Linked DNA regions of Homo sapiens: region 2 is linked to region 1. Evidence: read pairs that join two places in POLR2A ChIA-PET (ENCODE). Cell type or tissue: MCF 10A. All regions are shown on one strand. Each heading gives the region's core, and the rest is flanking DNA. Links, peaks and the distances in the headings are about the cores only.

Evidence for each region. Peaks named below come from ENCODE experiments on the same cell type or tissue, not always from the same donor. Only the 100,000 strongest peaks of a DNase experiment are listed, where the experiment ranks them.
Region 2: POLR2A ChIA-PET joins it to region 1 with 5 read pairs; 2 of 35 experiments call an interaction of 5 or more read pairs at or near these places.

What each region holds. Positions count from the first base shown.
Region 1 is chr10:52,449,271-52,454,657 of GRCh38, forward strand. LNCAROD (lncRNA activating regulator of DKK1) reads right to left here. Exons shown (of 4, transcript NR_120641.1): 3 at 5,316-5,387; 4 at 1,607-2,247. Among named protein-coding and RNA genes, the nearest start is that of LNCAROD, 19 kb to the right of the region's middle. RefSeq lists an enhancer at 3,055-3,923. In MCF 10A, for the core only: no CTCF peak of the experiment used is centred there; DNase peaks (open chromatin) are centred at 2,781 and 4,411.
Region 2 is chr10:52,266,572-52,271,958 of GRCh38, forward strand. It overlaps PRKG1 (protein kinase cGMP-dependent 1), which reads left to right. Exons shown (of 18, transcript NM_006258.4): 11 at 4,779-4,918. Among named protein-coding and RNA genes, the nearest start is that of PRKG1-AS1, 45 kb to the right of the region's middle. In MCF 10A, for the core only: no CTCF peak of the experiment used is centred there; no DNase peak of the experiment used is centred there.

The DNA.
Region 1 (5,387 bases), core at 210-5,209:
ATTTAGTGATAATCCCTCAGTACTTACAAAGAGTTCCTGCTATTCTGACTATAAAATACATTTTTAATTGTTAAATTTTATATTAAAATTTTTAAAGCAACCTGAAAAAGTACATTTTGGAAAGTGTTTGGAAAAAGTACATTTTGGAAAATACCATTATAGAATGACATGAATTTTAATGCTGCTTTGTGTTGTGTTGGCAATACCTGAATCTGCAATTGAGAAGGTAATGGATCTTTCATAATCTCGGGGCTATTAATTGAATATGAGACTTGCATAAAAAAATTTGCATCTTGGAACTTGAGCATGGAACCACTCTGAGTATTGTATTCTTTCACTCCATAAAAAGGATCATTTTTTAAATGGACTAGTTTTTTGAAACTACATTGGGAGGAAAGAAAATTCAAAAGAAAACATTTGTAAAATTAAACCAATGGACTATTGATCTGCAAAGAATATTTGCTCAAAAAGGTGACAAAAATCAACATGAATTTTGGTTGCCAAGACCTTTTTCCAGCTTTTCACAACTGGTGCTTTCAGGGCTTTGGCAGAGTTTGACACATGCACCCAGCCTGGCAGCTCTGTGTTCAGGCGCTTGTGTAAGCACTGGACTCATACAAGGGTGTCCCACGTTGCTCATTTATGGAATCACAGCAAAAGTTTTACCTTCCTTCCTCTTCCACTATTATCACTGTACGTATTGTGAGATGAACATTGTCATATACTAAAATTTACATACAACTGTATTTTTTGTTAACAGAGACCAAAAGGGGATATAATAAGAAAGCACAGTAACTTATTATTAGCAGTCTTAATAAAAAAGCAAGGTGGGGCCAGGTGTGGTGGCTCATGCCTGTAATCCCAGCACTTTGGGAGGCCGAGGCGGGCAGATCAAGAGGTCAGGAGATAGAGACAAGCCTGGCTAACACTGTGAAACACTGTCTCTACTAAAAATACAAAAAATTAGCCAGGCGTGGTGGCACACACCTCTAGTCCCAGCTACTCGGGAGGCTGAGGCAGGAGAATCTCTTGTACCCAGGAGGCAGAGGTTACAGTGAGCCCAGATTGTGCCACTGCACTCCATCCTGGGGAACACAGCAAGACTCCATCTCAAAAAAATAAATAAAATAAAATAAAGGAAGGTGGAAATGTCCACTTCATAGCTTATTCACCTCAGAGATATTATTACTAGGTTGAGGCTGAAGATTAAGGGTCGAAGTTGATGTTGGTTGACATGTAACTGCCTGAAGTCTGAATAGGGAGTTAATTTTGCAAATTAACCACTATGACTCCAAGTCTGCACTGAGACATTCACTGGCACTTTCGGTTCATTGTCCTTGGACCCCTTCTGTCCAATTTCCAGGCCAGAATTGAAGTTTGAAAATTGCTGGTAGACTACTATAATCTCTATTTCAGGGAAAGTAAGAATGAGTGCCAATATGAAAGGAGAATCTCCCCTCCATACTCAGTAACTTTCTTCTTTATATAGATTGATAAAGCAGGCTTCTTTTGTAATTACTCACTCATTAGTGTAATTCAGTTGCTGGCACAGATCTTATTTAAGCCCCGTTGACATAAAATGGACTAGCCTCTATGACAAAAGTTCTATCAGCAGACAGATATATAAATATATTTCACTGCGATTAGATCTTCACGATAACTACAAAGTAAAAGGCTGTGAATTGTTATGTTACATTAGATATGAGAAAATTGAAGCTCTATTAGTTTAAATGACTTGTCTCGGTCAATTAGAGTAAAAGCAGCAGAGTTGAGACTCAAGCCCTGCTAGGCGTTCCACCTGCAAATACTATGCTCCTTCATCTATATTATGCAATCTCCTCTTCATTAATAGATAAGACAGTAAAAATAGTCATTTTACTGGTTGCCGTTGTGGCCAGAAGTTGACATTTCTCTGTTGAAAATTGTTCACACTGAATATACACCCTCTGAGAAGTTACTCTGGCATTGAATTAACCTGCACTGCTTTAACTTTTCCACTTTTTCCCCAACTTTTACATTAACATCAGAAACTAATAGCAATATTAAGGACATAAATGTAATCATGTATTTGAACATATTTCGAGGGCTACTGAAGAAGCCTCCTTATTTTAGGATAATTATCAGAGTTCCACTGGAGTTGTCTCAGTGTAGGAAGTTCCATAGCTAGTCTTCGTAGATTGGGGTTATCAGCAGTCTTCAAACTTGGGGGTCACAGCATCCCAGAAGGGGCTCTTACTCTAGCCCTGGCTGATTCCAAAGATACAAGAATGTTTAATGTAAGAAACAGTTTTAGAAAAATGAGACAAATTATATTAAAATTTGCCTTAAGTTCACATTTATTTACGTGAACTCTTTGGCATAAGGCATTTAATACTCTCTTTAAAAAACATGGATGTGAATAAGTGAAGTAAAACATATACAGGGAAAAAGGATTCCAAGTTATTGCAGATAATTACTTTTCAGGTCAATTTTTATTTCTTTAAACCACTCACTTATCCATAGGAGTCAAGGCTTTGACTAACACAAAGTCTAACACTAGAATTTGAAAGCAGACTTTATTCATTTGCATAAAAGATAAAGCCTGCCACCAAGAAAGGATTTTGTCTTTCTTATAAAGAAGCCAACATTACCCTAAGCCATAATAAGTTTTGAACACTAGGTTTCTTGTTTGTAGATTGTATGACTAATATGAAAGACAATTACTAAATAGTATAAACTCAAGTTACATCCTTCTATCCTCTCATTTCTCAATATCTTCAAATAAAACAATGCCATTTTGGACACAGGCTAATGGAACTGGAATGTGCTTCAGGGCAAAGAACTTGGTAAGCAAGGAAAGTCATAAAATTATGCCTTTTTTTTTTTAAATTAAGAGAGACTAATGGTGCACTTTTCTGTTTAAGATATGCCAAAAATGAAATTAGAAGATGTGTTGTCTAAATTTTTACTCCTTCAGAAAGCATTTATTTTTCTCATACTTTCTGCTTGAAGTGTGAGTACTATGGTGTCACTGAATTCAAAGCTATTTTTATTTTTGTAATTTGCAGCTAAATCTGATCCCAAAAGATGGTTGTTAAGGATGAACATGGCTCTTTCCACTGAATTTTCAGTAAAATAATTATAATGGGGATTGATTGGTGGATTAACATAAAAATTAAAATACAAAATCCCCTTGTTCTTACATGGCAAAATAAGGTAAAATCTCTTATTCTTAACTGCCTTTTCCTGAAACAGTGTATAATTCCACCATTTGTTCTCTTTAAAAGAAAGATTTGGGCTAGAGAGAGACAGCTTAAACTCGTCTCATCTGCTTGCACCGCTCTCCAAGTAGGTAATTGCAGAAAGAAAAGACAATTCTTTGATCTCAGCGAGGTGCTAATTTGTAAGATTTTTGAGCTGTTTGGGCCTTAGGAAGCAGGGATCAGTACGTAAACAATGGCATTTATCTGGCAGCCTATTACTGACACATTACTATCTCAGTACTTATTCATTTACACTGGTGTTTGAAGACAGGACTATGTGTCAATAAAGGAATTAGACCAGACACCTCAGTCCATCAGGTTTATTTCAGTTTGCTGACAGGAACAGTAGGTGACATTAAGCAACAGAAAACACTTCAAAGTTTTCTATCCTTGGTTTTGCAATGAAGACAAACAACATTTACTGCTTTAGCAGCAACAAACAATGAGCGTAAGACTGCAGAGGGAAGATGAAAGAGCACACCAAATTATCAAACACAAAGCCTGCCCCTACCCCATTTCTACTCATCCCCTGAATTTCATTAGAGCGATTTTTTAAAAAGAGCTTCCAGTGATAAGTTGTGTTCATTTGGACCTCTTAGAAGACAACTCTCTTGAGAAGGACGGTAGGAAATGAATGAATAAGAAAATTTTACTTGACTGTTCAGTAGCTACTTTTTTTTTTTTTGACCAACTTTTCTTTTAAGTTCCAGGGTACCTGTGCAGGATGTGCAAGTTTGTTACATAGGGAAACGTGTGCCATGGTAGTTTGCTGCACAGATCAACCCATCACCAGGTATTAAGCCCGGCACCCATTGGCTGTTCTTCCTGGTGTTCTCCCTCCCACCCGCCACAGGCCCCCGTGTGTGTTGTTGCCCCCGATGTGTCCATGTGTTCTCATCGTTAAGTTCCCACTTGTAAGTGAGAACATGCGGTGTTTGGTTTTCTGTTCCTCAGCAGCTACTCTTAATTAAATATTTCAATATTCATTTATTTAAACATCTTTTCAATAAACAGTCAAGGTGTGTCCACTATAAACTAGACCTGAATAAAGATGATACTATTACTTTTACAGATTCCTGGAACTATGAAAGGTAACATGAAGTTATAATACAGCACCATCTTAGGCAAATGCAAGGTTGTATTTGAGGCGCTGTGGAAATAAGGTAGATGAACTGTGTCTCAGAGGGATTGCCAAATGCTCAAATGGATTGGGAAATGTTTTTCAATTAACATGTAAATTGAAAAACACTTGAAAGAAATACTTTCCTGCATCATCAAATAAAAATTCCTCTCAGATTTCTTCCTCTGTACATCTCAATTTGGAATGATTTACCAGTGTTTGGGTATGCTTTACATACAACTTTGTTAAAATTTTGAAATATAGATTAATTAGCTTATTCAGTAAATATTCATTGAATGAATGTTATAGCACTCCTTGTTCTAGCCCGACACAGTGCACAGAACAAGACAGTCTAGATCCTTGTTTTTATGTGGGATGGAAAACAATGAACTGAAAATGTTGTGATGCTGAAAATTACATAAAGGGAAAGAACAAAGTGGTGGGATAAAGAGTGAGTGGAAGGAGGTGGAAGTAACATTAATAAAATTGGTACTGTAGACTGAGTGGTCATGAAAAAAAACTGTAATGATAGGAAGTAATCATGAAGTAAAAGGAACATTTAGGCAGCGGGAAGAACAGATAGGACAATATATTGACATGCTGGAAAAACAAAGGGCTGGACAATATATTGACATGCTGGAAAAACAAAGGGCTGGTCTAGAGAAGGGATAGTGAACGAGGGAGAGAGTGAGGTAGCAGATGAAAGCTGGAGAGGAAAATGGGGGAGAGGCTATACTGAGGAAGGGAGGGGATATTAGGAGATGAAGGCATAGACATAAAGGAGATCAATTTGTAGGTGATTTCAAGTACTGGTAATAATTTTAGAACATACTCTATTTAGAAGGTATTCTAGTTTTGCTTAACCCATATGCAGCATTTGACCTTGTTAATTTCTCCTTCCTCATGGAAACCCTTTGCTGCTTGGCTTTCAGACACCACACTCTCCTGGTTACCTCCATCTTCACTGGCTGCCCCTTCTCAGTCTCCTTTGCTGGCTCTTCCTCATCTTCCAGTTTACAATGGAG
Region 2 (5,387 bases), core at 182-5,181, 180 kb before region 1:
ACAATATTATAGAAGTAGCTTCTCAAATCCTTACTCATCTACTTGTTAGCACTGAGGTGGGTTGCAGTCGGAACAAAGAAAACACTTTGTTTGATACATAACACTTTTATTTAGTTTTCACAGGTAATCTGTCAGGATATCCCCATATGATAGATGAGGAAATGAAAGCAGAGAGAGTTTGAGTAATTTGTCCAAGAGAACAAGCAAAAAAACAAAAAAAAAGGTTGAGATTGAAAAAAAATTAGTCAAATGTCACACTAGTCACACTCTCAACCAGTGCATTAGCCTGTACACCTAGGAGATTAGGACAGTCTTCAAAGGAAGACAAATCTGAGGAACATGCATAACTATCTAGGCTAGTCCTTGGCAAGAGGCAGAAGAAAAATATGCACTCCTGTTCTCCTTTTTTGCTGGCTGATCTCTTTCTCTACTCGAAAGTAATTTCATAGCTCTAACCAACTTGCTAAAAAATCATCATCATCATCATCATCATCATCATCATCTTAAATGGACACAAGTGGACTTTGTATAATTAATTTAGACAACAGGAAAAATAAAAAGCAAACTAAATGTCACCTTACAATTCATCATGGATTAGGTTTGTTAAAATATTTTTATAATAAAACCTAGTATCTTAGGCTCAACAAATACAAATTGCTATAACTGACTCAGAGTTTACTTTAAAAAAAATTTTTGTGGCCAGCCCTGTAAGAAGGTAATAGTGTGGTTCAGCCCCAGACCTCAATAGGTTGTTATGCTCTGTACAATTTCTCAATATCTTTGCATTCATGGAATTCTAGTTGAATCAGAATCAATTAGAAAGATTCAGACAATAATAATAAATAGCTATTACAATTTAAAAGAGACTTGCAAGTTTTTTCATGATGAGAGTTTTACTTTTACTCATTGTAAAAGCAAGGTATGAGGATTGTTCAAAAGTTAAGCAATTCAAAAAGTAAAAAGAAGTAAAAATCAACTAAAAATCTCCCTAAGGAAAAATCATTGTTAACGTATTGATGAACACATTTCTGATTGTCTCTTCATACATTTATTTCACATATAGATGTGTGTGTATATATATACATATGAATGTATATATACACACTAACATACGAACACACTGTGAGATCATAAAATGCATGCTGACTTGTAATCAGTATCTTTTATTCATATATATGTCTTGGTTATTTTTCCGTAATGTTAAATATAATTCTAAGTCATCATTTTTACAGTTGCATTGCATGGATATACCATAATTTATTTTTCAAGCTCCTCCTCTTGCTAGAAATTTAGATTGTTTCTAAATTTTTCCATTAGAAACAATGTTGAATTGAACATTCTTGAATGATCTTTGGGAAGTTGTTGGTTTATCAGAAGATTTCTGATGAATATGTTACTTGGGCTTTATGGAAATAATTAACTTCAACATTCTCCACTGTCTCTGTTGAGTTAGCTCACACCAGTGGTCCTCAGGTACCCTGACTTTCTGGTTAAGATCCTGAGTTCTGTGAGTCTTGTAGCATTCTGGTTTAAATTGGAAGTGGAGATTCTAAGGGCCCTGCTCTAAGGAGCTCATGAGATCTTGTATAGAGTCCAAAGAAGGAAGATGATTCTAGACCCAAGGACTGGTTCCATGCAAAGTAAAGGCAAAGCAGAAAGCCTCAGTAGGTTAGCAGTATAGTTCTATAAACTTTTTGTAATTAATGCTTTTTAAATTGGCAACTAGTAAGCCTGACTCCCAAGAATTTCTGTTGCTTTCTGTAGCTTTTACCTATCTCTTATGACATCTGCCACCCACCAGTTCTCATTATCCTCTTTCTACCCCACTTGGCTTCTCCTTGCAGTATTCAAGCAATCGGGTATCTCAAACCCCTAACACATGGAGGTCCCTGGGAAGTGCCTAGGAAAATGTCAGTGAGGCTTTGGCTGTTCTCCCAAATCACATGCCTAGCATAAGTTAAGCTTAAAGGTAATAGAAATATTGTTCAGTTTATCTCACAGTCCATGAGTTAGTCGATTCCGTTAAACTCTGATTTGCAAAGTATCAATCACTATGCATTTAATTGGTTTTGTATTCAGCTGAAGGGAAGCAGCATATACTGGAAATAGCTTGGGCCAAAAAAAAACCTGAACATGAATCCATTTCTGCCACTTGATAGCTCTGTGACCTTGGGAAAGATAGGAATCATTTTTGGAAATCAGTTTGTTCCTCTGAAAAAGCAACATTTGATTTGCCCTATTCAGTAGAGATTGCTGGGTACAAGCAGAGTCCATCAATGAATGCCCATTTGGTGGTGCGTTTTCATTTAGGATCATAATAACTGTGGTATCTGGTATTATCCTCAGCTAGAACTAGGGCTCAGAGCAGTTAAGCAACTAGCCCGAGAGAGACTAGTTGCTTAGACTGAGAGGGACTAAGTGGAGTCAGAATTCAAGTCCAGACCTGTGACTATAAAGGCTGAATTCTTTCCTCCTACCCTGTGTACAAGTATAAAAAAAAAAAAATCTGTGTATCTGTGTTATCATCACTAAAGAGAATCATTTTTATAGTAGGCATTTTTGAACAACTGCACAACAGTCCTCACTAGTTTAACTGGGAATGACTCTGAAGAGGGAATATGACTTTACTTCTTCTTCTCTGAATTGTAGTACTCTAACATAGCTCATTTTTCATGCCATCTTCCCTAGCTTTCCAGATTTCTTTTAGAAGTGAGTTTTCACATTTGGTGTTTTATTTTGAGTTACTACTGAATTTATTTGTAGCACACTAATCTGTCATCTTTGAGTTTCACAGCCAGAGTACAGGGTCTTTGGCTGTTAAAAGCATTTTCAAATACCCATTTTTCCCTCTACCTGTCATACTGATTCACAATTGCTGGCAGCTAACCGAGGCCCATTTATTTGCAGTATCTTCATGCTCCCTCCTAAGGAACTTGCCACATGAATATCTTCGAAGATTGAACTCAATCTGTACATGTGTGCAGGAACAAGACACTTAAGACCTTCGCTATCCCTGCTGATGAAGCAGTAAATAATTAACGACTAAAGAGGGGACAGCCATACTTCAGCTGAAAAGCAGAAACAGCATGCCATGTTATTTCCCCAAGGTTACATTACTCCCAAATAATATGGGCTGTTTGGTATCATCTTGAGGATTCTGCTGCTTGAGAGCACTAGATGATAATGTCCTTACATTGCTTTTAAGTAATTAGCTCTATTACCTCTCTTGTTTTTGTTACAAGTCACCTTCTTGAAATTTCTTGTAAAACCATAAACAGCACCCTGTCTGAGTAAGGCATGTGGAAGATCCATGCCTCCTCTGGAGCCACTGGGAGCCATGAGGGCTGCAAGAGAGGCATGGCACATTGAAAGATATTAAGCCTCCAAGTCTTCCCAGTTATTAGAGAGTAAAGTTTGAGGTCAAAGGAACTAAAGCCATCATGCTTGTTTGAGAAGAAAAACAAACGGTTTTCAAAATCTCCTGAAAAAATCTTGTTACAATTTTTTTTCTCTTTAAACTGTAGGGAGGGAAAATTCTGCAAGGTTAAAAAGAAGAAATGAATACAGTCAGTACTGAAGAAATAACAGTCTGCAGTCTCAGCAGAGACTAGGGTCCACCACTCAAGCTAAAAATTAGAAATGTTAACAACAGGTGCTGGAGAGGATGTGGAGAAATAGGAACACTTTTACACTGTTGGTGGGACTGTAAACTAGTTCAACCATTGTGGAAGACAGTGTGGCGATTCCTCACAGATCTAGAACTAGAAATACCATTTGACCCAGCCATCCCATTACTGGGTATATACCTAAAGGATTATAAATCATGCTGCTATAAAGACACATGCACACGTATGTTTATTGCGGCACTATTCACAATAGCAAAGACTTGGAACCAACCCAAGTGTCCAACAATGATAGACTGGATTAAGAAAATGTGGCACATATACACCATGGAATACTATGCAGCCATAAAAAATGATGAGTTCATGTCCTTTGCAGGGACATGGATGAAGCTGGAAACCATCATTCTCAGCAAACTATCGCAAGGACCAAAAACCAAACACCGCATGTTCTCACTCATAGGTGGGAATTGAACAATGAGAACACATGGACACAGGAAGGGGAACATCACACACTGGGGACTGTTGTGGGGTGGGGGGAGGGGGAAGGGAAAGCATTAGGAGATATACCTAATACTAAATGACAAGTTAATGGGTGCAGCACACCAACATGGCACATGTATACATATGTAACAAACCTGCGCGTTGTACACACGTACCCTAGAACTTAAAGTATAATAATAATAAAATTTTAAAAAAAAGATAAAAAAAATTAGAAATGTTTGTGGATTAGAACTAAGGAGGAAGAATATAAAGGCCCATATAACCCTATTTTTGGCCATCTTTACTGAAATAAAATTGGAAAAGAAGTTTTTTTTCTACTCTTTTGACAGAAGAACTATAAAATGTATTCAAACACACTCTATGACATGAAATAATAAAACTAGAACTAAGTACATTTTCCCTCTTCTAATCCACACGTGAACACAATTAATTTGGAATCAAGTTAGTTAAAATTCAGCCAATTCAGAGCATGAGATTGGATGATAGCTGTGAGCCCTGGATGTTAAACGCAGCTCTACCAAGGATTTACTGTGTTTTGACTTGGGAGGTGGCTGAGGTTCATTTAAGTGCGCCATGTACCTGTTAATTTGGGGATAATAATGCACTCTTACAAGTCTATGGGCTTTTTCTTACTCTCTTCTCTCTTTCTTTAAGGTCCAGTTGAAAAGTGAAGAATCCAAAACGTTTGCAATGAAGATTCTCAAGAAACGTCACATTGTGGACACAAGACAGCAGGAGCACATCCGCTCAGAGAAGCAGATCATGCAGGGGGCTCATTCCGATTTCATAGTGAGGTAAAGGCTCCATGCCAGGGACAGACGTACCCAACTCCAAGTGACAAATCCACCACAAAACCCTCTGCCACTTGTGCTCACTGTTAACACATTTCGTATGCACAAAGAAACTTCTTTTTAATCTAATCTTAAGAAAGTTTTGTTTGATTTCTAAAAATAAAGTTCTGACTCTATTCTTTCTTTTAAAGAGAATTAGTGTCTGAAAACAATGTGTTTTCCCAAAGGAGGTACCAGAGTTTCTAACATTCCATTTTTATCTTTTTTTAAATCCCCAAACTCTACATAGACCTTTGATGCTTAAAAGACAAAATATCCAAAATCAAACTATTTAACCTTTAATTATCTGAATATTTTTTGAAGATCTAAAAAAATGAAATGACAGCTGACCATTCCACCTCAGTACTAATAAATGGATAATGGGGAGATTTTTATATGTGGAAGCAGCTTTTTGTAGTGAATTTTCCAGTGG